Regions from separate parts of the Mus musculus genome. Here region 2 is linked to region 1. A link is a loop called in an ENCODE intact Hi-C map of the cell type or tissue named here. Cell type or tissue: heart. All regions are shown on one strand. Links, peaks and the distances in the headings refer to the core of each region. The heading gives the core; the rest is flanking DNA.

Region 1 (4,401 bases), core at 156-4,155:
TCCTTTCATAGTGTTTTTACCTCAACACTATCTATCTCATAGTTTCTTGCTCCTACCCTAACAAGTGTGAGGCCACAGAGGATCTCATTGCTGATTAGCATTTCTCTGATTGACTAGATCCTTTCATGCACTACTTTCAAATGCTGCTCACATCTCTTCTTGGGGGAATATTGATTTTGACCTTTCAGTACTTTAGATTAGATTAGCTTGGTGTGATGCACATGCCTTTAATTTCAGCACTTGGAAGGCAGAGGCAGGTAGATCTCCACGAGTTTCAAGGCCAACCTGGACTTCATATCAATATTGAGGCCAGCCAGAGCTACAGAGTGAGACCCTGTTTCAAAAACAAACACACTAAGACCAAACCAAACAAACCAAAATGAACCAAACCAGCAACAACATCAAAACCAAAAAACAAACAAAGTTCTGTTCATGATTTAGGAGCCGGAAAAATAGCCATTTTTGTGAGTATCTTGGATTATTCCAATTTCCAGAAGAATGGCAAACCAAGGAAACGCAATGGCTCTTTAAACCAACACTGGCCACAACTCTGGAATGATAACTGCTTGGACACAGGAGATGTGGATCTGATTGGGGGGTGCTGGGTGTTTTCTTCAAACGCTCCACTACTCCATTCCAGGACTGCTCAGTCACCTCTGAATACTATTTGCTTCAAAGCTTATCATATAATAATATAAAAATGAGGACATTTGAGGGCTGTGAGATGGCTTGGTCAGTAACCAGAGTCCAACCCACAGAACCCACGTTTAAAGAAGAAAGGAAAGCCAGCTGTAGAGACTGGCTTAGTAGGGAAAGGTCCTTGCTGCCATGCCTGACACCCTGGGTTCTATATCCATGGGAGAAAGAGAGAATAGATTCCTGCAAGTCGTCCTCTGACCTCCATTACAACTCAGGGACATTCATGTGCCTCTCCCAACCCTACACACACACACACACACACACACACACACACACACACACACACACAGAGAGAGAGAGAGAGAGAGAGAGAGAGAGAGAGAGAGAGAGAGAGGTAAATGTATCAATAGATGGGTAAATAAACAAATGAAATGTTTATAAAGTCAGGCTCCATAGCATGCATCTGTAACAGTCTGGGGAGGTAGAGAGGGGCGGGTCCTTGGGGCTCCCTGTCCATCTACTTTAGTCCAATGGTTGAGTTTCAGGCAAGGTGGGAAATCCTGTGTCAAGGAAAAGGCATTTGAGGACTAACATCTGAGGTTGTTCTCAAGTGTGTATACAGGTACAGTCATACCTGCACACATATATGCTCACTTACTCGAGAGTGTGAGCATACACGAAGGCACAAAAGGCAACATTTTCAGCCAGGCATGGCTGTCTTGAAACCTCTCCAGGACATATAATTAATAGGCACATTTTTCTGCGGCTGGCATGAGGCATCGGGGCTGCAGAGAAGAATCCAGACAGCCGCTCTAGAAGCAGCTGCTAAGATCTGCACTCTAATTTGCTGCCACAGCTTGACACAGTGAGATGCATTAAAATGTGCCACATTGGTTAACATGGGTTCAAGTAGACAAAGACTGCCAATTTGGAAGGAGGGTAAATGGCCTTTGGTGGCTCTCTTCGTGATGCCCAGACGGCATGCGGTGGAAAATTACAGTGTGCTTATATGGGCAGTTCTGGCACAATCCAAGCACAAATGAGACCCGAGGATTAGCTTTCCTGGATGAATAATTATTCCTGAATCATGAGACAGGCACCCGTGGAAAGAAAAGTGCTTGTCTTTCTAAGAAGTCTCCAAACACTGTCAGAGATTCATATCCTCACATGAGTTCCGTGCAAATGAGAACCGGCCCTTAACATTGTTCTGAGCCAAAGAAAATTCTTGGTTGGGACTGAGAAAAAAAAAAGTTAGATAAATAATTTCTTCTTGCCTCTCAGAAGGCCACAGCTATCGCTGCAATCCAGAGCTGGCCTCTAAGCAAGTCTGGCGGGTTTTGCTTGGACCAGCTGCTATGATGAACTTACAGTAATTCCAGGTTTTCCTCTACTCCAGACAGAGCCAAGAGCTATGAAGTAAGCCGGATGCATCCGGCTTACTTCATAGCTCTCTTCAGTACCTGCTGACTACTGACCGTTCAGTTTTCTGACTTCTTTCTTTACTAAAACAGGACCATAGGGGAAATTCCTTCCAGGCAGCCGAGGAAGCTGGCAAAGATTTATTTCAAGTTAATTAAGAAAGCTGTGCTAAGCACCAAGGGAGTCTGTTTAGTTGGGCTGTGGGACGTGACCACCGCATCAAGGCTGAGCTGGACCTTTTTGCTCCCTTTACCACAGACCTTCTGTATTTTACCATTACCACTAGGAGGTGGGGAAGATGAGGGGAAACTGAGCTCAGAAAGACTGACTCCTTAGGATGAGCCACTGGTAAACCAAAGTCTCAGAATTTGAACTTGGCTTTAGTCTGAAGAATATGTCCTCTGCTTGTCTGCCCTATGCTATAAGATGGCCATAAGCAACGAAAGCCTCCAGTTAGAGCCCAAGGAGAGAGCTCGGGGTGAGAACTCCAAGCTGAGTAAAGGTGAGGAAACAGGCTAGCTGCTGGTAGAATGCTTGCCCAGGCTGCGTGAGGCGATATAAACTGTGTATGTTTGTGATCCTCCTACAAGGAGGCAAGGGCACCAGAAGTTTAAGAGGGCCCTTGGCTACACAGTGAGTAAGTTCCAGGTAGCCTGGACTACATGAGACTGTCTCTGAAAAGACAAGTGGGAGAGCGGGGAGCTAGGCAGACAGGATATGTGGAAATGTGTGGAAACGCAGCAGAAGCTGGGTTTGTGTTGATCCTGGGCCCAACTTCTGAAGATCTTAGGAATCCCGGAGCCCAGTGGGAGATAGTTGGACAGATTTTCTGGAACCTAGAGCAATTTTTTTTTTCCTAAGGCAAACATTCAATATGAATAAACTCAAGTGCTTTTCCCCTAAGGCACACATTCAATATGAATAAACTCAAGTGCTCCAGGGGTCTCAGGATCCTAGATATACCCCAGGACACTGAGATCTGTGGCGTAAAGACTTTAAAATGGGTTTCTTGTGAAGGATGGGGGACTCATTGTCCCCACCTCTTGATGGGCCGACAAGAAGGTACAGAAGGTATGCTCTCAGGGTAGAAAGGATTTCCAACCCAGAGTGGTAAATGGCTTCTGACTAGAATTACCCCCAGGAACCCGACAGGCCTGGAAGATCAAGGACAACCTGGCTGACAATGTCTTCCATTTTTGCCTGTGGTGTTTTAGACTCTTCTGCTGACCCTGAAGCAGCTCCACAGGCCTGGATGTTCCTGAAGTCACTTCCTGAGGCACGGAGGCGATGCTTGTGGCAAAGGTGTGATTCGAGATGCTCAAAGTAGTCATATGGTAGGATCCGGGAAATGACTCATCGGAGATCCCGACATGAGGAAAATTCATTCCCAAAACCACCAAGGGAGAACCAGGGGGATGGCTCACTTGGTTAAAGTGCTTGTCAGACAAGTATGGGACCTGGATACCCCAGGACCGTGTGGAAACAAAATCAGGTATGGTGGCACACGCCCATAATCTCAGGGCTAATGTGACACAGATGGGAGCTGGCCAGCCAACCTGGCATAATGGGTGAGCTTCAGGACAACAAGGGCCTCTGTCTCAAAAATAAAGTAGACCACACCTAAAGAATGGCATGGAGGGTTGATTTCTGGCCTCCACAGGCACATGCATGTGCATGTACACATGGGTGTACACACATGTGCAAATACATGAATTCAAGAGAGAGGAATGGTCCCACCCCTTTTCTTGATTGGGAATAAAGGTCTAAAAAGGAGACCAGAGACATATTCATCCTTGAATTATTTGTAGGGAATTAACCATGAAGCCAAGGGCCCGTAGAAGATGAGCCATTCACCAGCTCTGTGTCTCTTGGTAGGGGAAGGGCAGTCTCCACTGGATGAAATGAAACAGACAAAGAAATGGGCAAAAACTATTTATGGATAATAACTTCTGAGACCTATATACCCATGTATTGGCTTCACAATGAGTCTTTTATTGTAATGTGGAACATTTGGTGACTCAAGAGACACAGAGCATGTGACTCACGCAAAGGTGGTGGGCTCCAAACAGAGAGACCTAATAGTTTGTTCTTGGCTGGACACTAAGAAGTTGTGGGCAAATTACCCCTCCCTGAGACTCCCTTTTCTGTCTGCTAAGCAGAAAAATGATCCTGAATCTTGACAGAGCTGCATACATTTTGAAAGTGCAAAATACATTATGTGTGCTGAGTAAATGAGAGAGAATAAGAAGAGAAATATAGAATTAAATAGATAATACAAAATAGTAATACCCAGAGTTGGCAAGATAGCTCAGCAGATAAGGCTGACACCTGCTGCAGGCAGGC
Region 2 (4,401 bases), core at 323-4,322, 52 kb before region 1:
GCCATACATATGTACATACATATATACATACATACATATATTCATAATTTTAAAAAGCAAACAGGCAAACAAACAACACAATATGAATTGGAGTGCTAGAAACTGCTCAGAAGACAGAGAGCTAAAGGGGATGGCCAGCAGTGTGTGTGTGTGTGTGTGTGTGTGTGTGTGTGTGTGTGTGTGTGTGTGTGTGAAGCTCTCAGTCTCTGGGATTGCTTGGAACACATCCTACCTCAGACCTCAAGTTAGACTATTCTCTCCCAGGTGGCCAGAGGAAGAAGTATCTCCATTGGATCTTCACAAAGGCCTTTCCTGTACCTCGGATATATAGAGAAGATGCTTCCTATGTGGGCCTCATTTAAGTTTCTGGCTTGCCCAATTCTGAGAACTATCTGGCAGTATGTGTGGATTTCAAAGCAATTAAGACCTCGAGGCTTCATTAAGCAGAACTTGTAGCCTGACACTGCAAGCCTCCCTGCCCCAGGGACAATGGTGTTCAGTCCTGACTAATGCTTCCACATGCTCTCTCCCAGCTTGGGAGGCAAGATTGTGTGACGGCCATATTTGACTATTCCTATTCTTGGCACTGTGTGTGTGTGTGTGTGTGTGTGTGTGTGTGTGTGTGTGTGAGAGAGAGAGAGAGAGAGAGAGAGAGAGCAATGTGCACGCACATTCATGCAGACTTGCTCAAGTATATAATATATATACTATTGTCCCTCCAAAATTCTTAGTGGAATACTGATGAAAGGCCTAAGGAGGAGATGCCTCGGTATGTAAGGTACTGGCTGTGTAAGGATGAGACTTGAGTTCAGATCTCCAGAACCTGTGTAAAGGCCGGACACGGGTCATGATCATCTGTAATCCCAGTGCCTGTAGTGAGGCAGAGACAGAACCCCCAAAATCTTCAGGCAAGCTAGCCTGGTATGTACAGTAGAAAAACAAAAGAGATCCTGCCCCAAACAAGGTGAAAAGCAAGGACTGACAACCCAAGCTGTTCTCACATGCATACACAGACACAGACACACAGATATACACGAGAGAGAGAGAGAGAGAGAGAGAGAGAGAGAGAGAGAGAAAGTACTTTTAGCTACATTCACCTTCAAGGTGGGAAAAGCCAATCAATGAGAAAAATATAGTTAAAATGCATCAACAGCCCTGTGCTACAGTCTTTTAAAAAGATGGATTGATGTTTCTACATCCCATAATTTATACATTATTTTATTTTTTTGTGTTTGGGTGTTTTGCCTACCAGTATGTCTGTGCATTATGTAGAAGCCTGGTGTCCACAGAGGCCAGAAGAGGGTATTGAATCCCATGGAACTGGAGTTAGAGGTGGTTGTGGGCCACAAAATGAATACTGGGAGTCAAACCTGCGTCCTCTAGAATATTAGTCACCATTCTTAATGGCTGAGCCATCTCTCTAATGCCACACAACAACAATAAAAAACAACAACAATAGCAAGCAAACAAACAAAAAATTAACCAACCGAATTGCAGATGCAAAAAGAGCATGATTTGTTCTAGGTTTCTGCTAGGTGACCGTAACTATCCTTAGGGCAAAACAATGATGCTGACAATATAAAGTATGATCTGTAGTGTGTGTCTTCTTATTTCCCACCAACGCCTGGCGGGGCAGAGATGAGCTCTGCATTCCACGGATGAGGAAACAGGTTCAGAGATATGAAGACATGTTAAAAATACTCTTCAAAGGAAGTTGGACTCAGAGCCAAGTCTGTGCAACACCAAAGTCCTCCCATTACCCCATGCTCTAGCCTCCGGGGGATGACAAAGCTGTGCCAGGGAGCTCCACTGGTCCAGTCATCACTGTCAGCTGTAATGTCAATCAATGGATGCTAATAGGCTGAGCAGAAGAGAGAGTGAGGTGGATGTGGGAAGCACAGAGTTTGGAGGAGTGGGTGCACGTGGGGAGATACGTCGGTCTGGTAGAAGTTATAGGCAGATAAGGAACCTGAAGAATCTGTGTCAGCTCACTTGTTGATGACATGTCACATGCTTGTACAAGCCTCTTAGCTACCAGGGTACTGGGCTGTTTGGCTTCGTTTTCCGGGAGTGAGACTGATAAGCACATTCCATTGAGACCAGACGCAGCCAGGAGAGGCCAGACGCCAAACAGTGTACAGACCATGTGGGGAGAGTGGGGAGAAGCCTGCCGCTTTCTAAGGCTGCATGGGCTTTCTGTGAAAGGTCAGGGAAGGAAGAAATGAAGAGAATGTTCCGTGAAAATTGGCCTCAAGCTGAATCCATGTTTCTAAGAAGTTGCAAGTCCTGGCTACTAAGAAGGAGAGAGAGCCTGAACGTGTGCATGTATATGAAGTATGTGTTTTTGCATGAGCTCCTGTGTCTCCTGTGTGTGTTTGTGACACAAAGAAAATGATGGACAAGCTTTGGAACATGTGGTTGTTAACAAGTATTTACAATTTGTTCTCAATCTTTATCTTTGCTGATTTTTTTTTAATATGGCCTGAGGATATTTTTAAATGTTATATGTATGAGTATGTTGCCTTCATGTATGTGTGTATGTTTGTGTGTCTATGGTCTATGTGTGTGTATATGTATGTATGTGTGTATATATATATATATATATATATATACATACACACACACACACACACACACACATATATATATATATATATATATATATATATATATATATATATATATATATATGCGCCATGTGTGCGCAGTCTCTGTGGAGGCCAGAAGAGGGCGTCATATCTCCTAGAACTGTAGTTACAGACAGTTGTAAGCTGTAGTGTGGGTGCTGGGATCCGAATTCTGATCAACTGGAAGATCTTGCAGCAAGTTCTTAACCACTCAGCCATTGTTCTAGCCCCCTGACACTTTAAGAGTTATTTATTTATTTATTTATTTATTTACTTAATGAATATGAGTACGCTGTAGCTGTACAGAAGGTTGTGAGCCTTCATGTGGTTGTTGGGAATGGAATTTAGGACCTCTGCTTGCTCTGGTTGGCCATGCTCACTCAAGTCAACTCCACTAGCTCAGTCCCTGCTAGCTCTGGCCCAAAGATTTATTTATTATTATAAATAAGTACCTTATAGCTGTCTTCAGATGCACCAGAAGAGGGCCTCAGATCTCATTACAAATGGTTGTGAGCCACCATGTGATTGCTGGGAATTGAATTCAGGACCTTCAGAAGAGCAGTCAGTGCTCTTATCTGCTGAGCCATCTCTCTAGCCCCCGACTCATATTTTTAACACATAATTTGATAATTTGTTCATCAAATGATAATGTGAGTAGGTCCAGAGAAGAGGGAAGAGAGACCATATAGGAAAGTGGGAGAGGTCTTGGGATGCCACAAATCTCTTTCTGAATCCATATTCAGTGCTCCCCCCCATTAGTTCCATATAAGAACAAAGGGTGGCAATTATGGAACATTTTGTGCATTTACAGTGTGTGTGTGTGTGGTGCGTAATTTAGTGTGTTGTCTGGTTTTAGTTGTTATTGTTGCTCTTTTGTTTTAGTTTTTTGTAGTACTGGAGATTGAACCTAAGGTCTCACTCATGGTAGGCAAACAAGCTTCTACTGTGCTACAATCCCCAGGCAGGCCTCAAACCTGCAAGTCCTCTGTCTCAGCCTCCCAGGGAAATAGCTGGGAATACAGGCCTTTACCACCAAGCCCAGGTTCATTTCATCTTCAGAGTTGCTCCTCTATCTCATTTAGTCTGCTAGTGAGCACAAGGAACTGAAAATTTAGGTGCTGGAGGAACTTTCTGGAGATCTCCCCAAAATTGAGGGGCAGATTTGACCCCAGGCCCATCATAATTTTATAGTTATAGTTTTGGTTTTTTTTTTTTTTTGTCCGTTTGTTTGCTTGTTTTGTAAGGGTCCATGATTCACCAAAGAATGATGCCCCAGACTCAAATAGCGTGTAAATGAAAAGAGTGTTCAGCATACTGGGGTCTCCCATTACCAAGACAGAGAGACAACCAAGTGAGCTCGCAGTCTCAATTAAAGCACACTGTAGCTCTGGGATAGATGAATTTTATCTTACTCTATTTCTAGGCATTCCGGAATCATTACTGGGGGCGGTGAAGGCTGGAGCCTGGGGAGGGGGGGTGATTATCTATTAGTAGTTGACTTATCTTGACTCGCCCAATTCTTAGGTCTCGTCTCCTTAACTGCCAATTTGAGGTCTGTCATGGAATCCGCCTGGCCTTCTCAGTTTGTTTGTTTGTTTGTTTGTGTTTTTGAGATGGGGTTTCTCTGTTTCTAGCTCTGGCTGTCCTGGGACTCAGTCTATAGATCAGGTGGGCCTCAAACTCAGAGATCTGTCTGTATCTGACTCCCAAATGCTGGCATTAATGGTATGTACCATCACTGCCCAGCCATATAGTTATACTCTTAAAAGAACAT

The links. A loop is a pair of places that touch in the nucleus more often than their neighbours do. Peaks named below come from ENCODE experiments on the same cell type or tissue, not always from the same donor. Only the 100,000 strongest peaks of a DNase experiment are listed, where the experiment ranks them.
Region 2: it touches region 1 in a loop (2.2-fold over the local background); 1 of 42 quality-filtered maps calls a loop at or near these places.

The regions. Positions count from the first base shown.
Region 1 is chr7:112,601,558-112,605,958 of GRCm38, reverse strand. No RefSeq gene overlaps it. Among named protein-coding and RNA genes, the nearest start is that of Gm24154, 14 kb to the left of the region's middle. In heart, for the core only: no CTCF peak of the experiment used is centred there; a DNase peak (open chromatin) is centred at 1,978.
Region 2 is chr7:112,653,955-112,658,355 of GRCm38, reverse strand. No RefSeq gene overlaps it. Among named protein-coding and RNA genes, the nearest start is that of Gm40451, 19 kb to the left of the region's middle. In heart, for the core only: CTCF peaks have their summits at 1,615 and 2,735 (motif pointing right); a DNase peak (open chromatin) is centred at 2,075; H3K4me3 peaks cover 917 bases; H3K27ac peaks cover 3,557 bases.